Linked DNA regions of Homo sapiens: region 2 is linked to region 1. A link is an interaction called in ENCODE POLR2A ChIA-PET data of the cell type or tissue named here. Cell type or tissue: Panc1. All regions are shown on one strand. Links, peaks and the distances in the headings refer to the core of each region. The heading gives the core; the rest is flanking DNA.

Evidence for each region. Peaks named below come from ENCODE experiments on the same cell type or tissue, not always from the same donor. Only the 100,000 strongest peaks of a DNase experiment are listed, where the experiment ranks them.
Region 2: POLR2A ChIA-PET joins it to region 1 with 20 read pairs; 2 of 35 experiments call an interaction of 5 or more read pairs at or near these places.

Annotation. Positions count from the first base shown.
Region 1 is chr12:57,418,422-57,427,267 of GRCh38, forward strand. The region is part of intron 1 of R3HDM2 (R3H domain containing 2); the gene reads right to left. Among named protein-coding and RNA genes, the nearest start is that of R3HDM2, 8.2 kb to the right of the region's middle. RefSeq lists a silencer at 1,911-2,111. In Panc1, for the core only: no CTCF peak of the experiment used is centred there; no DNase peak of the experiment used is centred there.
Region 2 is chr12:57,609,450-57,618,295 of GRCh38, forward strand. ARHGEF25 (Rho guanine nucleotide exchange factor 25) reads left to right here and starts at 1,986. Exons shown (of 15, transcript NM_182947.4): 1 at 1,986-2,542; 2 at 3,481-3,695; 3 at 3,815-3,910; 4 at 3,991-4,067; 5 at 4,245-4,311; 6 at 4,567-4,670; 7 at 4,882-4,951; 8 at 5,067-5,156; 9 at 5,240-5,332; 10 at 5,518-5,568; 11 at 5,788-5,865; 12 at 6,063-6,263; 13 at 6,388-6,568; 14 at 6,835-7,046; 1 more. The coding sequence starts at 2,446. The coding sequence ends at 7,445. DTX3 (deltex E3 ubiquitin ligase 3) reads left to right here. Exons shown (of 7, transcript NM_178502.4): 7 at 1-353. RefSeq lists a silencer at 1,879-2,398. In Panc1, for the core only: no CTCF peak of the experiment used is centred there; no DNase peak of the experiment used is centred there; H3K4me3 peaks cover 1,274 bases; H3K27ac peaks cover 301 bases.

The sequences.
Region 1 (8,846 bases), core at 594-8,593:
TCCTTGTACAACTAAAAGTCTTTAGCCTATCTTTGATGGACATGTAGTGACAGTGGAAAGGAAACTAATTGTTTCAAGCTACTGAGATATGGAGACTGTTTTTTACCCAGCATACTCTAGGCTACCCTGACTTTGATATCTTCTTTTTTTTTTTTTTTGTAAATGGAGTCTCTGTCGTCCAGGCTGGAGTACAGTGGTGCGATCTCAGCTCACCGCAACCTCTGTCTCCCCGGTTCAAGTGATTCTCCTGCCTCAGCCTCCCCAGTAGCTGGGATTACAGGCACCCACCACCACGCCCAGCTAATTTTTTGTGTGTATTTTTGGTAGAGATGGGGTTTCACCATATTGGCCATAGTGATCTCAAACTCTGACTTCAGGTGATCTGCCCGCCTTAACCTCCCAAAGTCCTGGGATAACAGGCATGAGTCACTGCACTCGGCCTCAGTATCTCTTATATAGACTACAATAGCCTCCTAACCAGTGTCACTCCCTCTACTCTAAATCCAGTATAAGTATTTCTTCAAATTGCTGCCAGTTTCCTTTGTAAAATACAAAATAATCATTTCATTTCTCTGATTAAAAATCTTCAGTTCACCTTTGTCTCATATGCCAAATTTCTTAATATAGCTTGTAAAGCCCACCATAAAATCAGGCCCTAAATATATCTTTCTCTTCAGTCATTCAAAATACTGCCCCATATATACCATCCATATTCTCCTTTCCTTTTTTTTTTTTTTTTTGATACGGATTCTTGCTCTGTCACCCAAGCTGGAGTACAGTGGAGTGATCTCGGCTCACTGCAACCTCCGCCTCCAGGGTTCAAGAGATTCTTGTGCCTCAGCCTCCCCAGCACCTACGATTACAGGCAAGTGCCACCATGCCTGGCTAATTTTTTGTATTTTTAGTTGAGACAGGGTTTTATCAGGTTGGCCAGGCTGGTCTTGAACTCCTGATCTCATGATCTGCCCGCCTCAGCCTCCCAAAGTGCTGAGATTACAGGCATGAGCCACTGTATCTGGCCATCTTTTTTTTTTTTTAGAGACAGGGTCTCACTCTGTTGACCAGCCTGGGGTACAGTGGTGCAATCATAGCTCACTGCAACCTCAAACTCCTGGGCTCAAGTGATCCTCCCACCTATCTCTCAAGTAGCTGGGATAAAAGGTGCATGCCACCACATCCAGCTAATTGCTTTAACTTCTGGTAGAGGTGGGTGTCTCACAATGTTGCCCAGATTGCTTTCAAACTCCTGACATGATGTAATTCTCCCGCCTTGACCTCCCAAGGCACTAGGATTACAGGTGTAAGCCACCGTGCCCAGCCTCATACCATATTCTTTAATACCTCTAGGTCTTTGCCCAGGCTATTGTATCTGCTTGAAATGCTCCCCCACCTTTACACTACCCCATGATATCTTTGCCTGCCTAGCCATACAAGTACCCTCAGCAGCTATCTCTCCCACTCTCTCAACAGCTATTCGAACTTGCCTCTCTTCTCAAGGCCCCTATTCAACCAACCTGCCTTACGCTAAGACATCAGCTCCCTGACCCAAAAAAATAAGTCTCCTACATCACAAGTAATATAAAGGTCATAAGGCAGAAACTCTCTCAAATTCCTTTGTTTAGATACCAAACATTTCTCCCCACCCCTTTCCTGACCTTTTCCTTCTCTTAATGAAGGGGATAATAATTCTACCCCTACTTTAGATTGCATCTTCTCTGCAGGCTCAAGAACTTCATTCTGTTATCATGGCTCTGTATTGTCTTGTTCATTCTCCTGTATATATAAATATGCTCGAGTTTGTCATCTTAAAAAACTCTTCCTTGCACATTCCCTCTAATTACTGTCCTCTCTCTCCATCTCTTTGCAGTCATCTTGAAAGACAAAGTTTGTTTTTTCTCTCCTCCCATTTATTCCTCAAAATGTTATCATCATTCTAATGACCCTGCTCTCACTGAAGACACCAATGACCTGACTGTCAAATCCAGTGAGTTATTTTCTGTCCTTATCCTACTTGGTCTTTCTACCACCTGTGATACTACTGCCTTCCTCCTCCTTGAAACTCCTCCTACTTCTCATTACACACACTTTACTGGTTTTCTTTTTTTTTTTTTTTTTTAATAGAGATGAGGTCTCATTATATTGCCCAGGCTGGTCTCAAATTCCTGGCCTCAAGTAATCCTCTCGCCTAGGCCCATAGTATTGGGATTACGGGCGTGAGCCACTGCGCCCAGGCTTTACTAGTTTTCCATCTATCTTTAGGCCTCCTCAGATTTCTTCTGGGGCTCCACTTCCACCAGTCACACCTTTAACTACCAGTGTTCTCTAAGTCCTCTCCTCAGCCTGCAGCTCTTCAGTCTCAACATGCCTCTTAGCTGACCCAAACCATCACTTCAACTACAACGTATATACTACTATACTGCTGACTCCCAAATCTCTCTCCAGTCCCAACTTCTCTGACTCTGGACTGGTATATCCAACTACCTAGCAGGCATTTCCATATGGTTCCACAGGTACCTCAAATTCAACCATTCAAAAACCAAACATCTCATCTTTTGTTCCCAAACGTGCATCTTCCTATATTCCCTAATTTATAAATGGAAGTCACTATCCACCTTAGCATGGAACCCAGAAAACTAGAAGTCATCCAAGAGCTCATCCTTCTCATTACCACTATTATCCTCTCTCTTGCTCTGTAGCTTTGTCAATCACGCATGTACACATCTCCATGTCTAACAGATTCTTTTTTTTTTTTTTTTTTCTGAGACAGAGTTTTGCTCTTGTTGCCCAGGCTGGTGTCTCGGCTCACAGCAACCTCCGCCTACTAGATTCAAGCAATTCTCCTGCCTCAGCCTCCCGAGTAGCTGGGATTACAGGCATGCACAACCACTCCCGGCTAATTTTGTATTTTTAGTAGAGATGGGTTTCTCCATGTTGGTCAAGCTGGTCTCCAACTCCCGACCTCAGGTGATCCGCCCACCTCAGCCTCCCAAAGTGCTGGGATTACAGGCGTAAGCGACCACACCCAGCTCTTTTTTTTTTTTTTTTTTTTTTAAAGACAGGGTCATCACTTCTCTGCCTTTTGGCTAAGATCAAGGGTAGTAAAAGACAGGGTCTCACTCTATTGCTCAGGCTGGAGTGCAATGTGGTGGGATTGTGGCTTACTGCAGCCTTGATTCCCAGGTTTAGGTAATCCTCCCACCTCAGCCTCCCAAATAGCTGGGACTATAGGTGTGTGCCACCAGGCCCAGCTAATTTTTCTTATATTTCTTTAGAGGCAGGTTCTCACTAAGTTGCCCCAGGCTAGTCTCGAACTGGGCTCAAGAGATCCTCCCACCTCAGCCTCCCAAAGTGCTGGATTATAGGTGTGAGACACTACACCCAGCCTATCTATTAAATATCTCATGGTGGCTCATGCCTGTAATCCCAGCACTCTGGGAGGCCAAGGGGGGCGGATCACCTAAGATCAGGAGTTCACGACCAACCTGACCAACATGGTGAAACCCATCTCTACTAAAAATACAAAAATTAGCCGGGTGTGGTGGCGTGCACCTGTAATCCCAGCTACTCAGGATGAGGCAGGAGAATCGCTTGAACCCGGGAGGCAGAGGTTGCAGTGAGCCGAAATGTGCCACTGCACTCCAGCCTGGGAGACAGAGGGAGACTCCGCCTAGCAAAAAAAAAAAAAAAAAAAAAAAAATTTTGAGTCCATCTATCCCTCTGCACTTGCATGACTACTTTAGACCCTATTTCTTATCTAGATTATTGTGATCCTCCCTAAACTGGACTCCCTAATTCCAGTCTATTTTCCAATCCAGTCTCCAAATTGCTATAAGAGATATTTTTAAAAAGTAAATCCTTCAGTAGCTTTCATAGTTTAAGACAAAACTCGAACTTTTTAGCCTATCAAATAAGGACTTCAATATCAGGCACCTAGGTACCTCTCTAGTCTTTTCTGTAATTCCCACAAGAATCCCATATGTAGCCTCATCCCATTCCGTGCAGTTTGGCAAAGACTCTGTTACCTTGCTCTATACCTCCATGATTTACGTAGGCAGTGCCTCCCCAGAACTTTCTTCCCCATACTTCACCTAGCTAACTCCCAGGTAGTTAAGGAAAAGCCAGAAAGGCTGACAGGGGCCAGATCATAAAGAGTTTTTGTAGGCCATAATCTTAATAAGTCCTTCAAGAGATACATATGCCACTAGGTTTAAGAACGAGAGATAGGGAGAATACAACAGAAACTTTCAGGAAAATGAACATTTAAAGGACAGGGGCCAGGTGCAGTAATTCACATCTACAATCCCAGCACTTTGGGAGGCCAAGGCAGGACAGGACGACTGCTTGAGCCCAAGCGTTCAAGACCAGCCTGGGCAACACAGGAAGAACTCATCTCTACAAAATTAAAAAATAAAATTAGCTGGATGTGATGGTGTGTACCTGTAGTCCCAGCTACTTGGGAGCCTTGAGCCCAGGAGGTGGAGACAGCAGTGAGTCATGATCATGCCAGTTTACTCCAGCCTGGACAACAGAGCAAGACCCTGTGTCAAAATAAAAAATAAAAATAAAAAAATATATAAATGAAGAATGGGCAGGAGAAAAAGAGCCAGGAAAGCAAGTAAAAAAGTATAGCGTCACCAAATATTTGAAGAAGGAGAGGGGTCAACAGTAATGAATGCTGCAAAAACAACAGAGTAAGAAAAGGATGAAAAGAGATCTGTGGCCGGGCGCGGTGGCTCATGCCTGTAATCCCAGCACTTTGGGAGGCCAAGGCAGGTGGATCACCTAAGGTCAGGAGTTCAAGACCAGGCTGGCAAACATGGTGAAACCCCCCATCTCTACTAAAAATGCAAAAATTAGCCAGGCACGGTGGCGCACCCCTGTAATCCCAGCTACTTGTAAGACTAAAGTGGGAGACTTGCTTGAACCCAGGAGGCGGAGGGTGCAGTGAGTCGACATCATGCCACTGCACTCCAGCCTGGGCAACAGAGCAAGACCCTGTCTCAAAAAAAGAAAGAAAAGAGATCTGTTAAATTTTACAAGGTCTCCCATATTCTTCCCATTGATTTTGATGGTTGCTGGGAGCTGTCTCTACCAACAGCATTAGAAACTTTAAGTGGGCCAGGCGTGGTGCCTCATGCCCAGCACTTTGGGAGGCCGAGGCGGGTGGACTGTCTGAGCCCGGGAGTTTGAGACCACCCTGGCCAACATGGTGAAACCCCATCTCTACTAAAAATACAAAAATTAGCCAGACGTGGTGGCGGGCACCTGTAATCCCAGCTACTCGGGAGGCTGAGGCGATTGCTTGAACCCAGGAGACGGAGGTTGCAGTAAGCCGATATCATACCACTGCACTCCAGCCTGGGCAACAGAGCAAGACTGTCTCAATTAAAAAAAAAAAAAAAAAAAAAAAAGGCCAGGTGCAGTGGCTTACACCTGTAATCCCAGCCCTTTGGGAGGCTGAGGCGGGAAGATCACCTGAGGTCAGGAGTTCGAGGCCAGCCTGACCAACATGGAGAAAACCCATCTCTACTAAAAATACAAAATTAGCCAGGTGTGGTGGCACATGCCTGTAATCCCAGCTACTTGGGAGGCTGAGGCAGGAGAATCGCTTGGACCCAGGAGTCGGAGGTTGCGGTGAGCCAAGATCGCGCCATTGCACTCCAGCCTGGGCAACAAGAGCAAAACTCTGTCTCAAAAAAAAAAAAAAAAAAAAAAAAAGGAACAAAGAAACTGTAAGTGAACACTTCTCATGGGTATACATTCACCTGCTACAGTGCTACAGGCTGGAGTACAGTGGCGTGATCTCAATCACTGCAACTTCCGCCTTCCAGGTTCAAGCAATTCTCGTGCCTCAGCCTCCCGAGTAGCTGGGATTACAGGCATGTGATACCATAACACCCAGCTAAGGTCTTGTATTTTTAGCAGAGATGGGGTTTCATTATGTTAGCCAGGCTGGTCTTGAACTCCTGACCTCAAGTGACCCACCCGCCTCAGCCTCCCAAAGTGCTGGAATTACAGGCGTGAGCCACCACACCTGACCATATATTTCAAATGTACCTACCATTAAATTTGGATTGTCACTGCCTTAATTACTTTCCTCCTAGTCTTCTGTTATTAATCCTGTAAGCTTTCACAAGTCTGACCCACCCTTTTCCAAGACACCAAGGATTTCTTGATGCCCATACTGTTCCTCATAAACAAAAACCATAAATTCTTACAATTGTCATACGCAACAAAGACACAGGCCCAACAAAAATATGAACTGTATTTTTTGAAAACCTAGCCTTTTTGGGGTTTTTAAGAGACAGGCTCTCATTCTGTCACCCAGGCCAGAGTATGGTGGCACAATCATAGCTCACTGCAGCTGCAAACTTCTGGGCTCAAGCAATCCTCCCGCCTCAGATTCCCAAAGTGCTGCACTACAGGTATGAACCACCAAGCCAAGCCTATACAATATTTTTAATAACGGTGCACGTAAAACAAAGTTTTGACTGTAATTTGTCACATGAGCCTGGGCAACAAAGTGAGACTCCGTCTCAAAAAAATAAATAAATAAAAAGAAATTATTCAGTCAGGTGCGGTGGCTCACGCCTATAATCCCAGCACTTCAGGAGGCTGAGGTGGGTGGATCACCTGAGCTCGGGAGTTCGAGACCAGCCTGACCAACATGGAGAAACCCTGCCTCTACTAAAAATACAAAATTAGCCAGGTGTGGTGGCGCATGCCTGTAATCCCAGCTACTGGGGAGGCTGAGGCAGGAGAATCACTTGAACCCAGGAGGTGGAAGTTGCGGTGAGCCGAGATCGTGCCATTGCACTCCAACCTGGGCAACAAGAGCGAAACTCCGTCTCAAAAAAAAAAAAAAATTATTCACAAAATGAGAACTACTAATATAATTCTAGAAGATGCAGTTATTTCTTTATACTAATAATATCAGAACTATGTCCAGACAAATGCATAGCAGATCCCCAATTCTTGCACCTCCCATTAACTGTTCTCTCCTAGGCCTGGCAGCTTTCAATGTCCTCGCAAAGGTTTAAGCAAAAGCCTTAGCTTTGCCACTAGCATTCCTACAAAGTGTTAAAAGCACACTTCAGGCCGGGCGTAGCAGCTCACAACTGTAATCCCAGCACTTTGGGAGGCCGAGGCAGGCGAATCACCTGAGGTCAGGAGTCCAAGACCAGCCTGGCCAACATGGTGAAACCCTGTCTCTACAAAAAAACAAAAATTAGCCGGGCATGATGGCGGGTGGCTATAATCCAGCTAGTTGGGAGGTTGAGGCAGAAGAATCGCTTGAACCTGGGAGGCGGAGGTGGTAGTGAGCTGAAATCAGGACACTGCACTCCAGCCTGGGAGACACAGCAAGACTCTCTCAAAACGAAAAACGCACACTTCACTCCCTTTGCCTTCCTGAGCTAAAGAAGAGTAGCCAAACCGCCCCAAAGAGAAATCTCATCCAGGTTACTCTAGCCGGAAGATCAATGGAGGTAACTAATGTACCAACCAAGAAACTAAGGAAAGATAGGTCAGGCGCGGTGGCTCATGCCTGTAATCCCAGCACTTCGGGAGGCCGAGGCGGGCAGATCACCTGAGGTTAGGAGTTCGAGAGTGGCCTGGCCAACATGACAGAACCCTGTATCTACTAAAAATACAAAAATTATCCAGGCGTGGTAGCCGATGCCTGTAATCCCAGCTACTTGGGAGGCTGAGGTAGGAGAATCCCTTGAATCCAGGAGGCAGAGGTTGCAGTGAGCCAAGATCACACCATTGCACTCCAGCTTGGGCGACAGAGCGAGACTCCATCTCAAAAAAATAAATTAATTAATTAATTAAGGAAAGATAAAATGAGGGATAACCCACAGAATTTAGGGTGCCTGCTCCTTTTTATCCTCAAACTTAGCATAGATTTAGTTGCTAAAAATGCCCCCCAAAATCAATCTGTGAAAAAAGGATCAAGTGTTCTCTAGAACTGAACATTCTACCATTGTTAGAGAAACCTATTCTTAAAGTTTTTAAGCTCAACTGTCTCTACATGAATTGGTGGGGTTGAGGGTAGGAACTAGCCCATAAAGACAGAACTATAAATATTAACATCTTCAGGCTACTGAAAACTCAAAGTGGAACCAGCCTGCTCAGCTAGGTAGGGTCAGAGAAGTAACGAGTGATATTTGTCTTGGAAGGGACATGAACAAACCTCAAGGGAAGAGCATGAAGTAGGTAAAAATTCTAGCCACAATAAATCTGAGATAAGACTACCAATACCAAAGACTTCCACACTCCATCCTCTTCTCTGCCCTCAGAGTATTTTCATTCAATGGCCCCAAAGCACGAGATGTTTGTCCAAAGAGAAACATCCCCAGAAAAAACATCTCAACATCTCTCAATGAGTACCTTAGAAAACCAGGTTTTCCTAGTGAAAACCCATCCCACCCTTCCAAGGACAACTAATCACGATGAAAAATTCATGGAAAGAGTTCAAGGAAAAAACTCCTCCTTACCTACTCAGTCAATAAATCTGTTGTGCACTTTACTGAACATCAAGTGCTGTGCTAAGTGCTGAGGATACGGAAATTAATAAAACAAAAATGTGGCTGGGCACAGAGGCTCACGCCTACAATCCCAGCACTTTGGGAGGCCGAGGCAGGAGGATCACCAGGTCAGGAGTTCAAGACCAGCCTGACCAACACGGTGAAACACCATCTCTACTAAAAATACAAAAATTAGTTGGACGTGGTGGCGCGTGCCTGTAATCCTAGCTACTCAGGAGGCTGAGGCAGGACAATCACTTGAACCCGGGAGGTGGAGGTTGCAGTGAGCTGACATCGTGCCACTGCACTCCAGCCTGG
Region 2 (8,846 bases), core at 459-8,458, 190 kb after region 1:
GGTATGTGCTGTGCTCCACGACCAAGCCGAGAAAGGACCTAGGGTGGGGAAGGGAGGGTCTCTTGATTCCTAACCGCCCCCACATACTGCTCCACCGCTGAACTTCGGGTGCCGGGGAGGAGAAATTGGGCTGATGTGAGCTCCCCGTCACCCGCCATGGAGCCGGCTGTGTGTGTTCATCAGATACAGTTCTCCCTTAACCTTGTCCTTTCTCTCCTGTGTCTCAGTCTCCGTCAGTCTGTCTTTCTCCGCTCTTCTCTGACCCCTGTGAGGAACCTCCTTACCCTGTTCTGGAATCGCTGCCAGACTGTAGCTTTTAATTTAATAAAAATAAAGTAAAATATGCAACTCTTTATGCCACACCCGTTCTTTTCCAGGGACTGGGTGGGGGTGGGGTGGGGAGAGGGACCTGCTGGAAAGGGGAGAGGGGATGATGGGGTGATCCCTGCGTGCACTCCCAGTCCCTCTGCCTCCTGAGGACCTGGGGAAACGGGATGCACCAGCGGGCTCTGTAGTAACACTGAGAAACCCTGGGTCACTTCGATGTTGGAATTAGTATTAAGAGGGTGTTTTTTTGTTGTTCAACTATGGTTGTAGAGAAAACAACCCTAGCCACTCTGCGAAGTTTGGCTGGGGTGGGAGTGGGGGCGGAGCCGGGCAGGGGGCGGATTCCGCAGCAGCAACTCCCCGGACGCGCGCAGGCCTCAAAGCCCCCCAGCTTCAGTGCCCCCTCGACCCTGAAACTTGGAGCAGGGTGGGGGTTCAGTATGAAGCCCCCGGACCGCCCCGCCCCTGGCCGCACTGACCGGATACTGGGGGTCATGGGGGGCATGCTGCGCGCATGCGCCCTCCCTGGGCAGGAGGGGGTAAGAATGGGGGCTCGCGGTGGGGTCGGGGGTCTTTCGGGGCCTTCAGGAGGGCTGCACCCACAACTCAACTTATCCGAAAACGAGTTCTGCGGGGCAGTCGCAGGAATACATGAATTCTATTACGAGGGCCATAGCCCCGTTCTGGGCGAGCCTTTTATAACAATGTGGGTTTTGACAGGTAGGAGAAGGGGAAGGGGGAGGTCAGGGCTGCCTAGGAGGGCAGGTTCCTTACAGTGGTTCTGTCCCCGCAGCCCCCAAGGAGAAGCCCTCTAGGGTTGGTGGGTACCGAGCCAGAGTCTGAACGTACGGAGGGAGATCACAGAAGGGATCGCGAACATGAGGTCCTCGCCGGGGCTCTGCAGCCCGGTAAGAAGCTGGGGGTGGGGTGGGGCACAGTTTGCTATCCTGCGCCAAGTGGCGAATTCAAAAATATTCTATTCTTATTAGCATAAAGTTCGCATCTAATTTGCATGAGACCCATTTAATCGCAGAGACCTCCACTCTTCTTGCCTTCGAGTCCAATGTGTGTCCCCCATCCCAGTCGATCCCGAGCCCTCGCAGGCAGAGTGTCCCCGCGCCCCACCCCTGGCCCCTCGCCAGCCCGGGCTCCAGGACTTCGCCTTAATTGGCGATTAGTCTTAGCTGGAGTCCCGGGGCCTGGAGGAAAGAAGGGTCCTGAGAGAGGGCGGCATCTGGGTTGTGTTCACCCACAAAAGACTCCCCATACACGCACCCCGTACCAGGGGGCCTCTGTCCACTCGGCCGGGGACAGCCCCAAACCCAGAACATCTTCGCACAGGCCAAGGCCCCATCCACTGAGTCCTCCTTCATCGCAGAGGCCAAGGGGAGACCTGGGCAGACCCTGCAGACAGGCTGAACCCCGACCCCAGCGCTCCGCAGAGCCCGGGATGCGAGAGGGAGGGGGACCCCGGGGCAGGGGAGCACGGGCTGGGGAGGGGAAAAAGCGCTGGGGACGTGGAGTGGGAACGTGGTGGTGTCTGGGGGAGGGGCGATCGGGGCGGGAACCCGGCGCAGGCAGGAGGGGGAACGCGATGGAGAGGGCGGAGCTGGGCCGCAGAGGCCCCGCCTCGTGGCGGCCCCGCGGCCAGGCCTGTTATTCAGCTCTCCGCTCCGCTGGGACCCGCACAGCGCCAGTGGCTCGGGGGTCGGCCCTCGCCTCCTCCCCGGCCCGGGCCTAGAGCCACCCCTAACCAGAGGCCGGAGACAGCTGGAGCGGCTGCCGCATCCCGGCCCAGCCTCCCCTACCATCCCTCCCCCTTCCACTGGACATCTGGACCCTAGGCCCCCGCACCGACAGGGTTCCGGAAACCCTCCCCGCCCAGCCCGGCGGCCGGGCCCCGCGCCTCTCTCTCTCTAGAGCCCCCAGCCCTCCTCAAGACTAGACTTCCGCCTACCCCTGGACACCTCCTCCCGGTCCCCTCCCTCCCCCCCTCCCACAGCCTGGACCGGGGTAGGAGGGAGGGGGGGTGTGCGCCCGGCGCCGTCCCCGCCCCGCCCCCCGTGATTCCCCCTGCATGGCCGGCCCGGGTGGGGGGCGCGGGGGGGCCCGGGCGCCATGCGGGGGGGGCACAAAGGGGGTCGCTGTGCCTGTCCCCGTGTGATCCGAAAAGTGCTGGCAAAATGCGGCTGCTGCTTCGCCCGGGGGGGACGTGGTGAGTGCCAGGTCGAGAGGGTCCAGTGTTGAGTGGGGGGCGGGCTGGGGGTTCAGGGCATCTGTTTGCCCTGGCCCTTGGGATTTAGGGTTGGAGACTGTATGTGTTTTCCAGGAAAGTGGTTTCTTAAGTGATCCCTAAGGTCCCTTCTGCCTCCAAATTTCTGTTAGTTCAAGTTAAGGAAATAGGGGAAGGGGCAGGGAACTCATCTCTTTCCCTTTGTCAAATGGGTTTGAGAAAAACCCACCCACAATCCCCTTAGGCCTAGAACCGATTATTTTCCTCAAACCTTTTGCTAAGAATCTACTTCTGAAGAGGGACAGGAGAATGGAGGAATGAGAATGAGGTGGTTCTACAAGGGGCTTTATAAGGAATCACAGCTCTCTGTCGCTGAGCACAGGCCAACGATAACCCTGATGGACCCTCCTCACTGGCCTCCTCTATTGGGTCTACGCATGTGTTGGGGAGGTGGGCTGCAGAAGTCTTTTCTTTTTATAGTGATTACTGCAATTGGTGGAGGAGGGGACTGGGAGTGGCAGATGGACCCAGCTCATCCTCCCCTCTTCCCAGAGAATGGTCTGTACCCATTGAAAGAGGGAGGGTTGTAGGAGAGCAGATGGCCACCCCCAGCTTCCAATGTCTGCCCAGATGGCTGCCCCCACCCCCATATCTATGCTATGCTCAGGATATGGGGAACCTCCACATGTAACTGGGGGTTCCAGGCCTGGAGAGCCAGGCGTTTACCTTACTGTGCTTTCTCCCAGGGGTGCCCTGGTGAAATTTTCTATCCTGGCCAACTCAAATGAGGATGGCAAGAGAGTGAGCCCTTGGAGAGAGAGGCTGAGCATCATGAAGAGAAGACCCTGGGAGTTCCCTGGGGACCCTGAGTCTGGAGCTGGGGCAAGGTCTATCACCTCCTCTCTTTTTCCTCCCATTAGAATCCTATTCCATTGCGGGCAGTGAGGGGAGTATATCGGCTTCTGCTGCCTCCGGTCTGGCTGCCCCCTCTGGCCCCAGCTCTGGCCTCAGCTCTGGCCCCTGTTCCCCAGGCCCCCCAGGGCCCGTCAGTGGCCTGAGGAGATGGTTGGATCATTCCAAACATTGTCTCAGTGTGGAAACTGAGGCAGACAGTGGTCAGGCAGGACCATATGAGGTGAGCAGGGAACGGCACCAAAGCATGTGGGACATCTATGAAGGACACTGGCAGAGAGGGCAAGTTGGGGCCACCCAGCTACTGTCCCCGACCTCTGACACTTGATTTCTGGCCCCCAGAACTGGATGTTGGAGCCAGCTCTAGCCACAGGAGAGGAGCTGCCGGAACTGACCTTGCTGACCACACTGTTGGAGGGCCCTGGAGATAAGACGCAGGTGTGAGGACAGGCTCTGGGGAGGCTCCTTTCACTCAAGGGGCATTCGTTTGCTCACCCTAGGATGTTCTTTCCTTCCAGCCACCTGAAGAGGAGACTTTGTCCCAAGCCCCTGAGAGTGAGGAGGAACAGAAGAAGAAGGCTCTGGAAAGGAGTATGTAAGTGTCCACAGCCCTTCCCTGCAGTTGCACAACTTCCAGAAGACTGTCCCTCACATTTTAGATGGAATTTCCTCCAAGGTTGGCTATGATGATAAAGGGGAGGAGGGAGGAACGGGCTGAACCAAGGATGAGCTCCGACGCTGAAGTGGGGGCCTCCTCCTGCTTTCATCCTAGGTATGTCCTGAGTGAACTGGTAGAAACAGAGAAAATGTACGTGGACGACTTGGGGCAGATTGTGGAGGTAGCTCCCTTTACCCCTTCCCAGCCCCTCCTGCCTGCTTTTCCATCTGCCCAGGGCTATTTTCAGGAGGTGCCTGGGCGCTCCTCTGTCCCACCTCTCAAGCCTCCCCACTCCTGGACCTTCCTACTCTGGGGGCAGGGCGGCTCCCACCAGGGAGGGGGAGGTGGAACACACCCTGGATTTGTGTACAGGAGCACCATTAAGGTGGGGAGAGGGCCACCACATGCTCATGACCCAACCTCAACTTTCCCACAGGGTTATATGGCCACCATGGCTGCTCAGGGGGTCCCCGAGAGTCTTCGAGGCCGTGACAGGATTGTGTTTGGGAATATCCAGCAAATCTATGAGTGGCACCGAGAGTGAGTGGTGGAACTCTGACAGCTAGGTGCTGGAGAGGGGCCCTCATCTGGTTGTCCTGTATCCTAACATCAGCCCATTGCGACTTAAGGAATGTTTGGAGAAGTTTTGTAGGGCACACTACCAGGGCAGACAGCTCGAAACTGCTGGGAGTGGGCGAGGTGGGGGTTGTGAAATGTATTTGACCTGCTGCTTCTCTACCAACCCCTCCAGCTATTTCTTGCAAGAGCTACAACGGTGTCTGAAAGATCCTGATTGGCTGGCTCAGCTATTCATCAAACACGTGAGGCTTGAGGGGGCAGGGCCTGGGGCGGGGCTTAGGAATGGGCTGGGATTCTCTGGAGATGCGTCCTCCCTCCTTGCCCACCCTGCTCTCTCTTAAACATTACCCCTGTTAGGAGCGCCGGCTGCATATGTATGTGGTGTACTGTCAGAATAAGCCCAAGTCAGAGCATGTGGTGTCAGAGTTTGGGGACAGCTACTTTGAGGTCAGTAGCTGAGATGTCTTGGTGGGAAGGAGGACAGAACTGGGGCTTTCCAGGCTGCATAACCACCCTGTCCCTGTCCCCAGGAGCTCCGGCAGCAGCTGGGGCACCGCCTGCAGCTGAACGACCTCCTCATCAAACCTGTGCAGCGGATCATGAAATACCAGCTGCTGCTCAAGGTCAGGACCCCCTTTTTCCTGGGGGCACAGCTGGCTGGCACAGCTGTTTCCTCATTCATCTCCCCAGGGTTCTTAGGGCTCCCCCAGACTTCCTGAGGGCCCTCACTGGTGTCCTCAGGGGAGGATGTGAGAGCTTCTAAGGGTGTCCTCGTGACCTCCCTGAGCATTTCTTCTCTCTGTCTTAGGATTTTCTCAAGTATTACAATAGAGCTGGGATGGATACTGCAGACCTAGAGGTGAGGACCCCAGATCTTCCAGGACACACCATGTGCTCCTTATCCTCCTAGTATCTCATGGGTTCCCCCAGCCCCTTGGGTGGTTTACAGCTGTCTGGTTTTTAGGGGGAGGCTGGTTGGGGTTGAGATACCGTCTGAAGAGGCAACTGGCCGAGGAGGCCTCTTTCCCAATAATGACTCTCTTCGCCCAACAATGCGCCTCCCTCACCTGTGTCCCAGCAAGCTGTGGAGGTCATGTGCTTTGTGCCCAAGCGCTGCAACGATATGATGACGCTGGGGAGATTGCGGGGATTTGAGGTACGGAGATAGGGCAAGAAACTGGAGGCCCGATGCTCTTCTGCCCCAGCCCTAGCATTCAGGAGGTCCTTATGGGGAGTTGTCTTCTCCTGGGGCTGACCCCATGGTTGGTTGGGCATGTCAGGCGAGGAAGGGAGGAGCAGAGAATTGTCCTTTTTCTTGTTCTTTTTCCAAGGCCACTATCCTTTTGGTTTCAGGGCAAACTGACTGCTCAGGGGAAGCTCTTGGGCCAGGACACTTTCTGGGTCACCGAGCCTGAGGCTGGAGGGCTGCTGTCTTCCCGAGGTCGAGAGAGGCGCGTCTTCCTCTTTGAGCAAATCATCATCTTCAGTGAAGCCCTGGGAGGAGGAGTGAGAGGTGGAACACAGCCTGGATATGTATACAAGAACAGCATTAAGGTGGGGAGAAGGCCACGAGGGAGGGCTTGGAGAGAGAGAGGGCATGAGGCCTCTGAGAGGATGTCTCAGAGGAGCCAGGGAGGGCCTGAGGAATCTGGGGGCTGTCTCCTATCTGCCAATTCAGGTGAGCTGCCTGGGACTGGAGGGGAACCTCCAAGGTGACCCTTGCCGCTTTGCACTGACCTCCAGAGGGCCAGAGGGTGGGATCCAGCGCTATGTCCTGCAGGCTGCAGACCCTGCTATCAGTCAGGCCTGGATCAAGCATGTGGCTCAGATCTTGGAGAGCCAACGGGACTTCCTCAACGGTGAAGCTCTCATCCTTTCTTCCCGATGTGCTCTCTCAGCCCCTTAACCTCCTGAATCCCTCACTGCCCAGTCTCCAGTACCTACCCTCTGACCATGGCCCATCCCCTTTTCCACTGCTAGCTCAAAATTTGATAGAATCCCCTAAAGCCCTAAGCAATTGACATTGGCTGACAGGGAGGGAGGGCAAAGTGGGAGAATGATACAGGCCCTAGGGAGCAGACCTGTCTCTGCGGTAACCCTCCTTCTGTTCCTCTCTTTGCTCCAGCATTGCAGTCACCCATTGAGTACCAGAGACGGGAGAGCCAGACCAACAGCCTGGGGCGGCCAAGAGGGCCTGGAGTGGGGAGCCCTGGAAGAATTCAGCTTGGAGATCAGGCCCAGGGCAGCACACACACACCCATCAATGGCTCTCTCCCCTCTCTGCTGCTGTCACCCAAAGGGGAGGTGGCCAGAGCCCTCTTGCCACTGGATAAACAGGTATGACGAATAGAGCTCCCTCATTGTAGGGATAAAAAGGGGAGAGCCTCTCTTGTTCTGGGACCCCAAGTTCCCTCCCCATATCATTCCTTCCTTTTATCTGGTCCTTCCTACTTCCCATCCCTTACGCTTCTCCCCTCTATTTTAACTCTGGAGAAGCTGATAGTCTCAGACAGTCTAAGATATCTAGCAAGAGGAGGTGGCTTGGCTAGGGACTTAAACTGAAAAGAGAGAAGTGAGGGTAGATTTCTGGCCTTTTTGATCCTCTGACTTGAATCTTTTCTTCAGGCCCTTGGTGACATCCCCCAGGCTCCCCATGACTCTCCTCCAGTCTCTCCAACTCCAAAAACCCCTCCCTGCCAAGCCAGACTTGCCAAGCTGGATGAAGATGAGCTGTAACTGGTGAAAACCATGGGGGTGGTGCTGACTCAGCCGCCTATTCCCCAAGGAGCTTCAGGGCAGTCCTTCTGGCACTGCTCCAGAATTCCTCCTTCTTGGTGTGTCTGGAGGGTGGGCAAGGCTGGGAGGGATATCAACTTGGAGGAGAACACCTAGACCCAAGGACTTTTTTCTGCCCAAGGAACACAGTTTCCTTCAGCTCCCATCCCTATGCATGCATCATGGTCCCCCCAAAAGGAGGATATGTGGGTGGGTGGGAGGGCTGGGGCAGGGGCCAGATAGAAATTATTGGTTTTGTTTTTTAATTTTGTTTTTCCTGTTTTCTGAGAATAAAGGTTTTGTTATATCACCGAGGCTGCTGTCTTGGCAGAGGGAAGGGGAGGCTGTAGTGGGGGTAGGTGGGGTGAAGTGATATGGAAGAGATCGGTTGGCCCCAGCCATTGGAGGAGGGGGTCTGGTGAAAGGAGAAGGGGACAGGGTGTAAGATAAAAGATGTTGCTATCTTTGTCCCTCAACTGCAGTTGCAGCAGTTGAGGGACAAAGACTGAGGCATGGAACCACTGGAAAGCCCTTAGATTCTTCTTCTTCCCTTTTTTTTTTTGTAGAGTTAGGGTCTCACTATGTAGCCCAGGGTCTTGAACTCCTGGGCTCAAGTGATCCACCAGTCTTGCCCTCCCAAAGTGCTGGGATTGCAGCCATGAGCCGTTGCATCTGGCCAGCCCTAGATTCTTGATGTATCCTCTTTACCCAGCCCTTCTTTTTCCCTACCCACCCTCTGGTCTAGACCCCACCAGAAAGCCCAATGCAGTGTGACTTCTCACCATTCCCCCAACACCCAGATACGAAAGCACAAAATGCCAATGTACCTTTCCTTCTGAGGCTACCATGTTCAGCTGAGGGAGGATGGGAAGGTGGAGAGGATCCTGGGGGCTGAGACCTTTTCCTGGCTCTGGGTCTCCTTATCTTTGCTCTCTGCGAGGTCATAAGCCATGTTCATAGTGAGCAGAAGGGGATTCTTCTTCAAGCCATGGACCCAAGAGCGGACAGCCCAAGGGGATCTTCACCCCTCCCAACTTCTGGGAGAGCCGCTGGAACAGAGCGAGCCAAACATTCACACAGCCATGTCCAGATGCCCTGTCCTGGGTCCTTAATGCATCTCCGAGTCCACTGTATCCATTCGTCCCTTGGGCTCAGTCACGTGCACTTGGGCTTCCTCAACAGACAATAGACTGCTGGGGTGGGAGGGTGAGGAGGAGACCTGGAGCCTCCCTGTGGGCCCGAGGTCCCTTTAGCCGATAATAGGGAGGGATTCCTAAGGGGGGTACAGGATGTAGCGCCCAGATAAGACTTCTGCGGAACAATAGGAGGAACTGAAGAAGGGAGACCCACCCTCACTGCACC